Regions from separate parts of the Mus musculus genome. Here region 1 is linked to region 2. Evidence: chromatin contacts called from ENCODE Hi-C or POLR2A ChIA-PET data. All regions are on one chromosome and are shown on one strand. Each heading gives the region's core, a stretch centred on a gene start or an enhancer-like site at or near the end of the contact. The rest is flanking DNA. Distances are from core to core; before and after follow the strand shown. Region 1 holds the start of Fut10 (fucosyltransferase 10). Region 2 holds the start of Tti2 (TELO2 interacting protein 2).

Region 1 (5,463 bases), core at 186-2,685, 37 kb before region 2:
CATAGCCAAAATGACAGAGTTATATAGGGCAGAGCAACGGAGGGAAGGACTGCTCACCGGAGAAGTTTAGGGTAGAAGGCTGGGTATGCCAGCCAGGAGGACCCTGTAACTTGTAGGGACTGAGAGATGCTGGGAGAACATGACTGCCAAGCTACACTTTGATATGTTAATAGGGACCTCTGTTAGTCCTTTATCACAGGTTTGAGACCTAACAGCAGTGGAGCACTACAGACATCTTGGAAAGCATTTGAGAGGCAGCTCTAACCCTGAAACTGAGTATTCCGTTTGTTGCTAGCTGGAACACTCAGTGTTCAACAATGGGGTTGATTATTCGATGCAGAAACCAAGTCAGGCCCTACCTGAAAAGAACGCCATCTGAGAGTATCATGGAGCAAAGGGAAGCAAGATTCTAGTTTGTAGTATAATCTCTTCAGCAAGCCCGTGCGAGAAGTGGTGCATCTCATCTGAAGGAAGGAAGGCTGAATTTGAAGGCATTACGGTCCTGAGCATCAGCTAGCCTTATTCCAAATTGAACCTATCCGAGTTGGATGCACTGCACAAAACAAGTCAGTCTTCATCAATTATTCTAAGCGCTGTTTCAGGGCATCATATCAGTGCTTAGGAGGTAATCTATTAGAGCTGTTATGTTAAGAAAAAGACATTTTCTGTAAGATGTCCTATCAGTTAATGAATCCTGGAAAATCCCAATCAAATGTCATTTTAAAATCACAATATCTGTATCTTGTAATACGAAATGAGTCGTATTTTGAGTATCCTAATTGGGTGCAAAAAGCCTAAGACTTGTGTGTGGATAATCAAAACCCGTTCTTCCGGAGTCTCTTCCAAAGTATCTACTAAATGCACAATGTATCCACCTCAGGAAAGTCAAAACTGCTACTCGCTGGGCACAAGTTCAATCAACAAGTGTTTCAAGGGAGCAGCACCCAGGTGCGAGCCGCAATTCTCAGCACAGCAGGGCCTTGAGACTTTTGCCTGGGGCCTTGGGAAGGAAGCAGAGTTGCTGCCCCAGCTCTGCGCTAAATCAGACCCTCGGGGTACCGCGCTCCTCCCGGTTCCACGAGCCCAGGGCTCCGGGACCACGTGCTCCCTGCTGTGCTCTCAGCGGCCAGATAGGCTTGCGCCCCAGTTTCTGGTTCCAGAAAGCCGTGCTTAGGGTTTCTAGGATCCCACCCCCACCTCCTCCCAGCGGAGTCAGATGCTCCGCCAGGGCCCAGCAAAGTGTCTCGTCTTACACTCCGCTTCTGCACAGCGCCCCAGTCTCCACCGGCAGCAGGAGACTCACCTTAGGCATCAGGGCAGCAAAACAAGTCCCCAGCACTGTACCTCAACAATCCTCCAACAATCCTCGGGGGGATGCGGGACGCTCTACCCACTCCCCAGAGTCCTCACTTTCTATTTACGCGCCTGAGCTCTTGCGAAGACCCGGAGAAGACTCGATGGAATGGCAGGCGCAGCTCCCGGATCATCCCGCCGAAGTCAGCCTGCGAGATCCTAGATCCACGTTTTCGTGGATGCGGTGTTTAAAAGCTAGCGGTCCCGGCTTCAAAACACTTTGGACAGCCCCTTATTGGTACCTCTCCCGGCTATTGGCTCAGGAACGCATCAGGTCCTGGAAATTCTGGAAAGTACTCTATAAGAGCCCCTCTTGAAAGGAAGGGTACTGATGTCCTTTTAAGTCATAGGAGACTACGCTCACGAGCCAGGAGGAATGAAGCACAAAGTCAATTCCCAATTTTGTTAAACCAAGGCTCCCAGCAGGGGATTGCTTTGGTCTCAGTGTCTTAGACTGGCTTGTCTGCTGCAACTTCCCGGTGACCATGGGGCTGGGATACCTTGGTGACTAAGTCAGACCTCACTAATGAGATTCGACCTCTCATGCAAATGTAGGGGCACCCAGTTCCAAATACTATCAGTGTACATATTCAGATCATAACAGGTATGTTAGCCACGGCTAAGTGGAGAAAAACAGCATCTGAGATTGATTTCAATTTTTTATTTGGTTGGTTGGTTGAGTTGGGAGTTTTGAGACAGTTTCTTGAGACAGGGTTTCATGACAATGTAGCCCTGGCTGTTCTGAAGCCCTCTCTGTAGCTGGCCTCCAACTCAGAATGCCCTTGCCTTTATTTTATATAGTATCTCACTATGTAGCCCAGGCTGGTCCTCAACTCTTTATCCTTCTATCTCAGTCTCCTGAGTAGTGCTGGGATTAAAGGAATGCACTGCCTGGCTTGAAGTGAGCTGTCTTGGTTTCTTTGGGGGAGTGGAATTATTGGTTATTGGTTTTTGTTTGTTTGCTTGCTTTTTTTTTTTTTTTTTTTTTTGGACAAAGCCACTGTGGCACTGTGACACTGACCTGACCTTGGGACAATGTGGTGCACAATGGCTGGAGAAAAGAACAACAGTAATACTGCATTTATTTACCCAAATTAGTTACTGTAAGCTCTCTCAATACAGACTCATCGGTCGTTCCTGAGGCTGAAAGGTGGACAGTCAGAAAGTGTGTGACTGATCCTTAGGAAAACAAAATTTGTGCAGCTGAGAAATGACCTTATAATATTTGCTGTCTATAGTGCTGAGTATTAAATCCACAGGCATTGTGCTAAGCAGTTCCCGTACCCAGGCCTAAAGAATGTGCTTTACTCTAACAGGAATCTCAAATTTGAAGGGGTTTTATTATTATTATTATTATTATTATTATTATTATTATTATTATTAAAGTAATAAGAAGTTGGACCCGGTTGTTTTGAGGCATGCCTACAATCCCAGCACTCAAGTAGAGTGAGATAGAAGGCTAATGAGTTCGAGGCTAGCCTGGGCTACACAGAGGGACACTTCTAAACTACTTTTGAAAGTATACTGGTTGGTTTTGTTTGTTTGTTTGTTGGCCAACTTGGCACAAACTAGATTCAATTGGAAGGGTGAACCTTAACTAAGAAGATGTCTCCATCATATTGACCTGTAAACAAGTATGGGCCGGGGCGACATTTTCTTGGCTAAAGACTGATTTGGAAAGGCCCAGTATACTGTGGGATGTGCCACACACCATGTCTAAGAAGTTAGTCCTGGGAAGTACCAGAAAGGTAGCCAGAAGAGGAAGCCAGGAAGCAGAGTTCTCTCATGGCTTTTCCTTTAGGTCCTGTCTCAAGTTCCTGCCCTAACTTCTCTTCTAATGGACTATCAACTGTAAGGTGATAAAAACCTCTCCTCCCCAAGTTGTTTTTGCTCTTGTTGTTTTATCAGAACATCAGAAAGCATACTAGGACAAAAAGAGAGAAAACTGTTGTAACAGGCTGTAGAATATTCATGAGGCTTCATGCCGTTATGAAGTATGCACTAAAACTCTCCCCTCTAGCAACTTCCTGTACACTGAACTTTTATACCCGCTAGATCTGAGACCGAACTGTAACTGCACCCAATGGTATCCTTTAGCCTTGGGGGGGGGGGTGCAGGCAGATAGAACTTATTAAAACTAGGGGAAAAAACAAGTTCCAAAATGTGTCAGACTATAAATAAACCTAATCTGTTCTCCAGGATCTCCAGCCAGGAAAAGAGCCAGGGGTGAGGTTAGAAGACCCTTTGTACATGGCAGGTCTTTTCAGTTAAACAAAAAGCCAGAAGATGATAAGCATGTCGTCCCTACTCCACAGCAGCTTGGCATGCCCAAGGTAATACATCACAAATCTAGATAGAGAATTTTGTCGGGGGAGGTATGTACCCCGCTTCTGTCCAATGAGGTTTAAAATGAAGAGGCTGCAGAGACAGGAGCCTCACAGTGTTGTGTTGTGTTGTGTTTCTTTTGTTTTACATTTCACATAGTAAAAAATGCACCCAGCTTGGGTTTATAGGGACTGAAATTAAGTGCTGAAGAGAGAAAGAGAGGAGAGAGAGAGAATGAATCTCCACTATCCATGATGGAGCAGTACTAAGGCCCCTAGTGAAATGCCTCCCGGGACACCAGGCTGCTGGAGCAGGAATCACCCAGGAAGATTCAGACAGCAAGTATTTGGGGAGCACAGTTGGGGAAGTAGCCAAACTAGCATTAGAAAATAGATGAGGGGTCGGTCATCCCCCAGTAATTGCACAGAGCCTAATAAATAAATCATAGTTTGAGTCTCATTCATTTGAAGCTAGACAGGGATCAGCATAATTCATACTATTTTCCTGGGTTATTTACTAACCACACAATGGCAGACCCATGCTTGCAGTAGATGGCCAAAACAAACTGAACTCACTGGATTTTTTTTGTTGTTGTTATGGAATGGTTTGTATATGCTTGGCTCAGAGAGTGGCATGATTAGAAGGTATAGCCCTGTTGGAGTAGGTGTGTCACTGTGGGTGTGGGCTGTAAGGCTATCATCCTAACTGCCAGGAAGTCAGTATTCTGCTAGCAGCCTTCAGATGAAGATGTAGAACTCTTGGCTCCTCCAGCATCATGCCTGCCTGGATGCTGCCATGTTCCTGCCTTGAAGATAATGGACTAAATCTCTGAACTTGTAAGCCAGCCCCAATTAAATGTTGTCCTTATAAGAGTTGCCTTGGAATGGATACAGAAAATGTGGTACATTTACACAATGGAATACTACTCAGCTATTAAAAAGTATGAGTTTATGAAATTCCTAGGCAAATGGATGGACCTGGAGGGCATCATCCTGAGTGAGGTATCCCAATCACAAAAGAGCTCACATGATATGTACTCACTGATAAGTGGATATTAGCCCAGATACTTAGAATACCCAAGATATAAGATACAATTTGTGAAACACATGAAACTCAAGAAGAACGAAAACCAAAGTGTGGACACATTGCCCCTTCTTAGAATTGGGAACAAAACACCCATGGAAGGAGTTACAGAGACAAAGTTTGGAGCTGAGATGAAAGGATGGACCATCTAGAGACTGCCATATCCGGGGATCCATCCCATAATCAGCCTCCAAACGCTGACACCATTGCATACACTAGCAAGATTTTGCTGAAAGGACCCTGATACAGCTGTCTCTTGTGAGACTATGCCGGGGCCTAGCAAACACAGAAGTGGATGCTCACAGTCAGCTATTGGATGGATCACAGGGTCCCCAATGGAGGAGCCAGAGAAAGTACCCAAGGAGCTAAAGGGATCTGCAACCCTATAGGTGGAACAACAATATGAACTAACCAGTACCCCCGGGAGCTCGTGTCTCTAGCTTCATATGTACCAGAAGATGGCCTAGTCAGCCATCAGTGGAAAGAGAGGCCCATTGGTCATGCAAACTTTATATGCCTCAGTACAGGGGAACACCAGGGCCAAGAAGTGGGAGTGGGTGGGTAGAGGAGTGGTGGGGGGGAGGGTATGGGGGACTTGAAATGTAAATGAAGAACATACCTAAAAAAAAAAAAAAGAGTTGCCTTGGTCATGGCATCTGTTCACAGCAGTAAAGCCATAACTAAGACACTTTACAATGCTTT
Region 2 (5,641 bases), core at 176-2,675:
CATAAGATACTCGATTCCATATAAATGGGACAGAATCTTCCATATCTATTGTCAGAATTTCCAGTTTTCCAAGGCAGTCATTTGGTGGAGAAAATGGAATTTGATGACTTCAGTTCTAATCTTGAATTTGCTGCTATATGATTTCCTCGTCTCTAGTAAGCCACAACCGTTCCGGTCCTTAAGAAATCTATTATCTCAGCACCCCTATCTGTCTGATAATAGTGAAAAGAGCATTACTCACTTATTCAAATGGGGCTTAAGAAGCCCCAAGACCACAGCAAATCTCCCTCGATCGTCTTCATTTTCTCCGCATAGGAATCCTGCCACAGAACTGCACTCAGTAACTCTAAGCAATAAAGACAGCACCTCACCAGCAACATGCTGAGATGCTGGACTGGTCCATGGCTGCTTCAATCTGTGAGTGATGGCAAAAATATACACGGGTCCTGACATGTGACGGAGGCCTGTCTTCCACGCAGGGCAGTCGGGAGAACTCTTGGCAGCTTCAACCTTCCCCAACAGCTTTAGAAACAGTGAGCCAACTTCAGTCGCCTTCTCGGGCACTTCGGGATGCTCTTCGACCCCATCTGCCTTCTCCTCGGGTGCTGCGAACTTCTCCAGGGCTCTCACCACCTGCCCCAGGATCTCGGGCATCCCCCGGAGGGATCCCCCACTCCCACTCCCCTCAAAGAATCTGTCACCTTCGGCGGCTTCTATTAAAGCGCCGAGGTCTTTAAGAGCCGCATTTCTTGCGCCGCCCTGTCCTGATGACTTTGGGCGGCTGAGACGGTTCAGAATCTTGGAGAAGGCTGGTTCGAGGGCCGGGGGAGAGCCCTCTGCAGGCAGGGAGCAGCCGACCCCCGACTTCTCTTCGGCACTGTCCAGCTTCATTCCTAGTCGCACCGGAGGGGCTGGGCTCGCCCCCCCCGCCCCCCCCGGGGGGGGACAGAGACCAAATGGGGATGGTGTCTGGAGTCTCGGAGGGAAGGTCGTCCGGGGCTCGGTGTCCCCCAACGAACAGAACTAAAACCAGGCACAGCTAAAAGGCGAGATGTCTCACTGTCTTGACGCAAGGATCGAGTGTCAATCCACCCAGTAAAGTGGCTGTAAGAAGAGAGCCTCAAGCCGGGCAGTGGTGGCGCACGCTTCAGGAGGCAGAGGCAGGCAGATTTCTGAGTTCGAGGCCAGCCTGGTCTACAGAGTGAGTTCCAGGACAGCCAGGGATACACAGAGAAACCCTGTCTCGAAAAAAAAATAGGAGAGCCTCAAGCTCCTAACACGTAGCGAAATTTGTCTTTCCGAAAACTCAAAAAAGAAAAAAAAAACAGTTAATTTTAAAGACAAACTACTGAACCGTGACACCAAAAAGGCTCCCGAAACCAAGCGCTCTTCCAGTACGGTAGCTGTATTCCGCAACTTCCGGCCCTGGAGAGCATTGTAGCCGTAAAGCAAAACTAACTTCCGCCAGCGGAGCCGCAACGCTTCTTTTTACGACTCGCGACCAGAAAGCAACAAACAGTCCGTCAGAGAAGGAAGGGGTAAAAGGTGGAGCATGAAGGATATATTTGCATAACTAAGCGTTCGCTCATTAAGTTTGTTCCTGATTTCATCTGCTAGGCTAGAAACAAGAGAATTCTCGCAAAATCCTAGTAACAGTTTGAAATTGTACTAGATTTTGTGTGCAAAAGCTAAATAGAGCGGCAGCATATTAGTCACCCTCTTTGAAAAACTGGTGAGACTTACTCGATACTTCGCAAGCTAACAGTAAGGCCGATCCTTTCTGGTTCATAAAGCGTGATGATTGGGTGTTCACGCCATTGCGTGACATGTGCCGCCCATAAACCTTGTTACGACGTGGGCACATTACCCGTCTGACATGAACTTAGGAGGATCCTCCACTTCTGGTTCTTGTGTAGATTAGAGTTATGCCCTGTTTTTTACTTCTTGGTTCAGTCAGGTAGGATTACTGGTTAGGTAGTGGAAAGTGTCCAGGGTACCTGGGACTAATACATTATTACTAAAGTACATTCCATTCCTAAGAGAAACTGAAAGTGACAGAGTTATGCTTCTTACAAGTCGCTCTGGTACAATTCACTTCTTTCTAAGAAAAATTGTTTTATTAAGTTATTACTCTGATGTGTATAAATGCTTTGTTCACATGCGTATATGTGTACCTGGTGCCCCCCCTGGTCCCCGCGGAAGCCAGAAAACAGTGTCCAGTTCTCTGAACTTGAATTTCTGGAGTTTGTTAGCCATGGCATGTTCTTAACTGAACCATCTTTCCACTCCAAGACATGCTCTTCTTAGTGTTACACTATTTGCCACTACACTACCAGTGATGCCTGTGTGGCTTTTTTTCCCCCCTTCACTTCTCTGTGTGACCTCTTGCAAACGGCAATAGCTCAGATCTCTATGTCTTAATTTCTGTATTGGGGAAACAAATGTAGATAATTACTGGTCCCCATCTCTTAGGACTGTTGGGACAATTTTTAATGTACATAAATGCCGGGAACAATATCTGATCAGCATAAAGTTCATAGAGGTGTTAGTTCCCATTGTTATGCAACAGCACCAACATTAATTTACATTTCTTCTTTCCAAGAAAATCTGGTGATTAGAATTCTAACTCGGAACCTCTTTCTTCTGGCTTTTCCCACTCTGACCAATTGGTGGCACTCTGATCAATCACTGCTAACCACTTCCAAGAGAAACCTTCCCTTAACAAAAGCAGCTTGAGGCCAGTCAATAAGAGGTTATTGTGTCTGTACTGTGTGGGACGTTTCTTTTCTGTAGCATGTGCCCTTTGTGTCCAGTGGATCCAGACGCCTTTCAGACTTGAGGAGTGCTCTGTATTGTTGAGATCTCTCGCTGGGTTTCCCAAAGCCCGAGCCAGCCATGCCTTTACTTCTATCTAGTGCCTGGCACAATTTAGTCAAGGCAACAAATGTATCCTGAATGCCCATGTCCACGCACAGAGGACAGGCTGGATTGACCACCCACACAATGCAGCTACATGGAGCTGCGTCCACACAATGCAGCTTGGTGCAGCTGCAGTGAGGGAGAAAAAGCAGTCTCTGTGTAACACCATGGAACTCTGGGAATATAGATAGGTGGAAGGAGCAGAGGGGAGGAAGGGTAGATAGATGCTCTCTTGTAAGAAAGAAGGAAAGATAGAGAGTAAGATATATGCATTTCCTTGTGTGTTAAAGTAGAAATGGAAGGTAAATAACATGTATAAACAATTATGTGTCAGGAAATAACAGAATGAAGGAATAGAAGCAAGATCTCTCTATGTGTACTTTTATCGCTTTAACTCGGAAATCATGTGAAACCCTTACATAATTATTTTTAAGAGAAAATCAGGTGTGGTAGCGCATGACTATAATACCAACTTGAAGGAGGCTAAAGCAGGAAGATCCAGGCCAGCCTGGGCTAAACAGTAACATGGCTCAGTTGGGAGTGTGTTTGCACAGGCAATGGACTAGAACCTCCAGCAGGACAGGAGACTGGGGATAGGGTATGTGCCTGTACACCTAGCACTGGTGAGGTCAAGGCAGCAGGGTCAGAAGTACAAGGCTAGTCGGGTCACATGAGACTCAAAATAAATAAAGAATGAATAAGTGAATGAATTGTCAAGTCGCATTCCCTAGAGTGGCACTGAAAATGCTTGGCCAAGGATTTGGGGAGACGGTACGCAATGCCGCCCCGCATGAGGCGGTGCAGCTGCTGCAGGACAGTCTGACAGTTTCTCTGCAAAGTAAACAGGGTCAACACAGAGCTGAACCAGATTTAACAACTGTCTTCATTGATGTATAGCCAAGAGGACTAAATTCTTGTACCAGTACGAAAACTTGAACATGGATGTTCACAGCCACAATCTTCTTAGGCAGTGGGATCAGTTCACAGAAAAAGAGATAAATGCTATCTGTAGCTTACATTACCCTAATGACCATATCAAAGGGGGTCCCTGAGGTGGGCCTGTTGGGAGATACCAAAACTGTGAGCTATGCAGGTTTTGCCTACCAGTCATGCATTACCGAGACAAATACTTGAGACTATTCCTAAAAAGAGGGAAAGATTAGTTTGGCTTGTGGTCTCAGGTGTTCCCTGTCTTTGTGCTGGTGGTAACACAGTAGATCACGGTGGGGGAAAAGAAACAGAAAATGCTGCATCTGGGAAGAAAGTCAAAGACAGACAGACAGACAAACAGACAGACAAACACACACACACACACGGGGAGGGGGCAGAGTGAGAGGAACAGGGGATTTGACTAGGACCAGATTTCTAGTGTCTCCTTTGAACACAGCCCTCTGTTGATGTAAATCCTTTACTTTTGGCCTTACTTCTAAAGCTTCTACCATGTTGTTGTGGTGCCACAAGTAGAGTCTAAGCCTTTAACATATGGGCCTTTGGGGTTAGAGTTCATATCCAAACAAGCCTATGACGTAAGTGACCATACTGCTGTGGAATCCTTGGATGATGGGCCACAGGCCCAATGTTCTAGAAGCTGTGAAGCAAACCCCTTTTCTTCATCAGTTAACTACCCAGATATCTTGTTATGATAACAAAAGCTAGCACAGTGAAGGAAGGGTGAAAGAAACACACGATGGGAGTTTACTTAGATATAATTAATGAAAGATCTTGGTTTCTTCCATGCTGTTTGGTGAGAGTGCTTGGTGCTGGGAATTGAATGTGTGCTGAGTTTACCCATGCTGAGCACATACTGAACAACACCCTCAGCTATAAGTGACATTCTGATGCATATGACACAATGGAAGAACCTTCAAGGCAAAATAAATAAACCAGTGACAAAGGCACATGCTATATGATTCTACTGACACGAAATACCCAGAATATGCATACCAATCAAGGCATGACATGGACCAGTGGTTGCTAGGAGATGGGAGAAGGAAACGGAGGATGGCTGATAATTAAGGAGTTTTCTTTCAGGATGCTAAAAAAGTTGTGGATGTGATAGTGATTGCCCAATCCTGCAAAAAATTTAGTGAATATGGAATGGAATATGATGGTTTGTATATTAAATTTTAGTTTAAAAGTGGTAATGGACCATTGAGACATCTTCTTAGGTGTGGAACATGATGGAACCCCCCGTAACAGTGGGAAGAGAATCAAGTAGTTACAGGTAACAGTATGAGCCTGGACCACAAGGTAAATAAGTAGCTTCCAGCTCATACAGCAAGAACCCAAGATGAAGCTCCTCGGTGGAACATTCTCCGACCCTTTCTTTTTTCAGAGATGTGGTGCTAAATCAAGTAACCTTGCTAAACGGTGCTTGAACAATGCCCAAGGTAATAAGGGGCCTCGTGTATAAGACAGTACTTTAAGAATATATCAGGGCTGGGTTTGTGCAGATTCATGCACAGGTCAACACTACAACCCAGACTTACAGCATAGGTGGACCTAGAGGGAAGAGTGGATAGTGTCAATAAAGGGAAGGAGGACTGAGAAGAAGATGGAGACAAACAAGCCAGGAAAAGTATGAACTCACGTCTTACAAGTCACATATATGACTGTACTGGCTAATTTTGTGTCAACTTGACAGAAGTTGGAGTTATCACAGAGAAAGGAGCTTTAGTTGGGGAAATGCCTCCATGAGATCCAGCTGTGGGGCATTTTCTCA

Evidence for each region. Hi-C counts contacts between places; a loop is a spot of excess contacts on that map. ChIA-PET counts read pairs that join two places held with the same protein, here RNA polymerase II (POLR2A).
Region 1: a loop to region 2 is called in a map of heart, with 4 times the contacts of the local background. The contact joins the promoter of Fut10 here to the promoter of Tti2 in region 2. A Hi-C loop is called at or near these places in 2 of 37 maps with a recorded cell type or tissue (both heart). POLR2A ChIA-PET finds 5 or more read pairs at or near these places in 4 of 5 experiments (Patski and embryonic stem cell).

The regions. Positions count from the first base shown.
Region 1 is chr8:31,183,303-31,188,765 of GRCm38, reverse strand. Fut10 (fucosyltransferase 10) reads right to left here and starts at 1,435. Exons shown (of 5, transcript NM_001012517.5): 1 at 1,304-1,435.
Region 2 is chr8:31,146,100-31,151,740 of GRCm38, reverse strand. It overlaps Tti2 (TELO2 interacting protein 2), which reads right to left and starts at 1,425. Exons shown (of 7, transcript NM_144927.3): 1 at 242-1,425. The coding sequence starts at 891. It overlaps Snord13 (small nucleolar RNA, C/D box 13), which reads left to right and starts at 1,783; the gene lies at 1,783-1,880.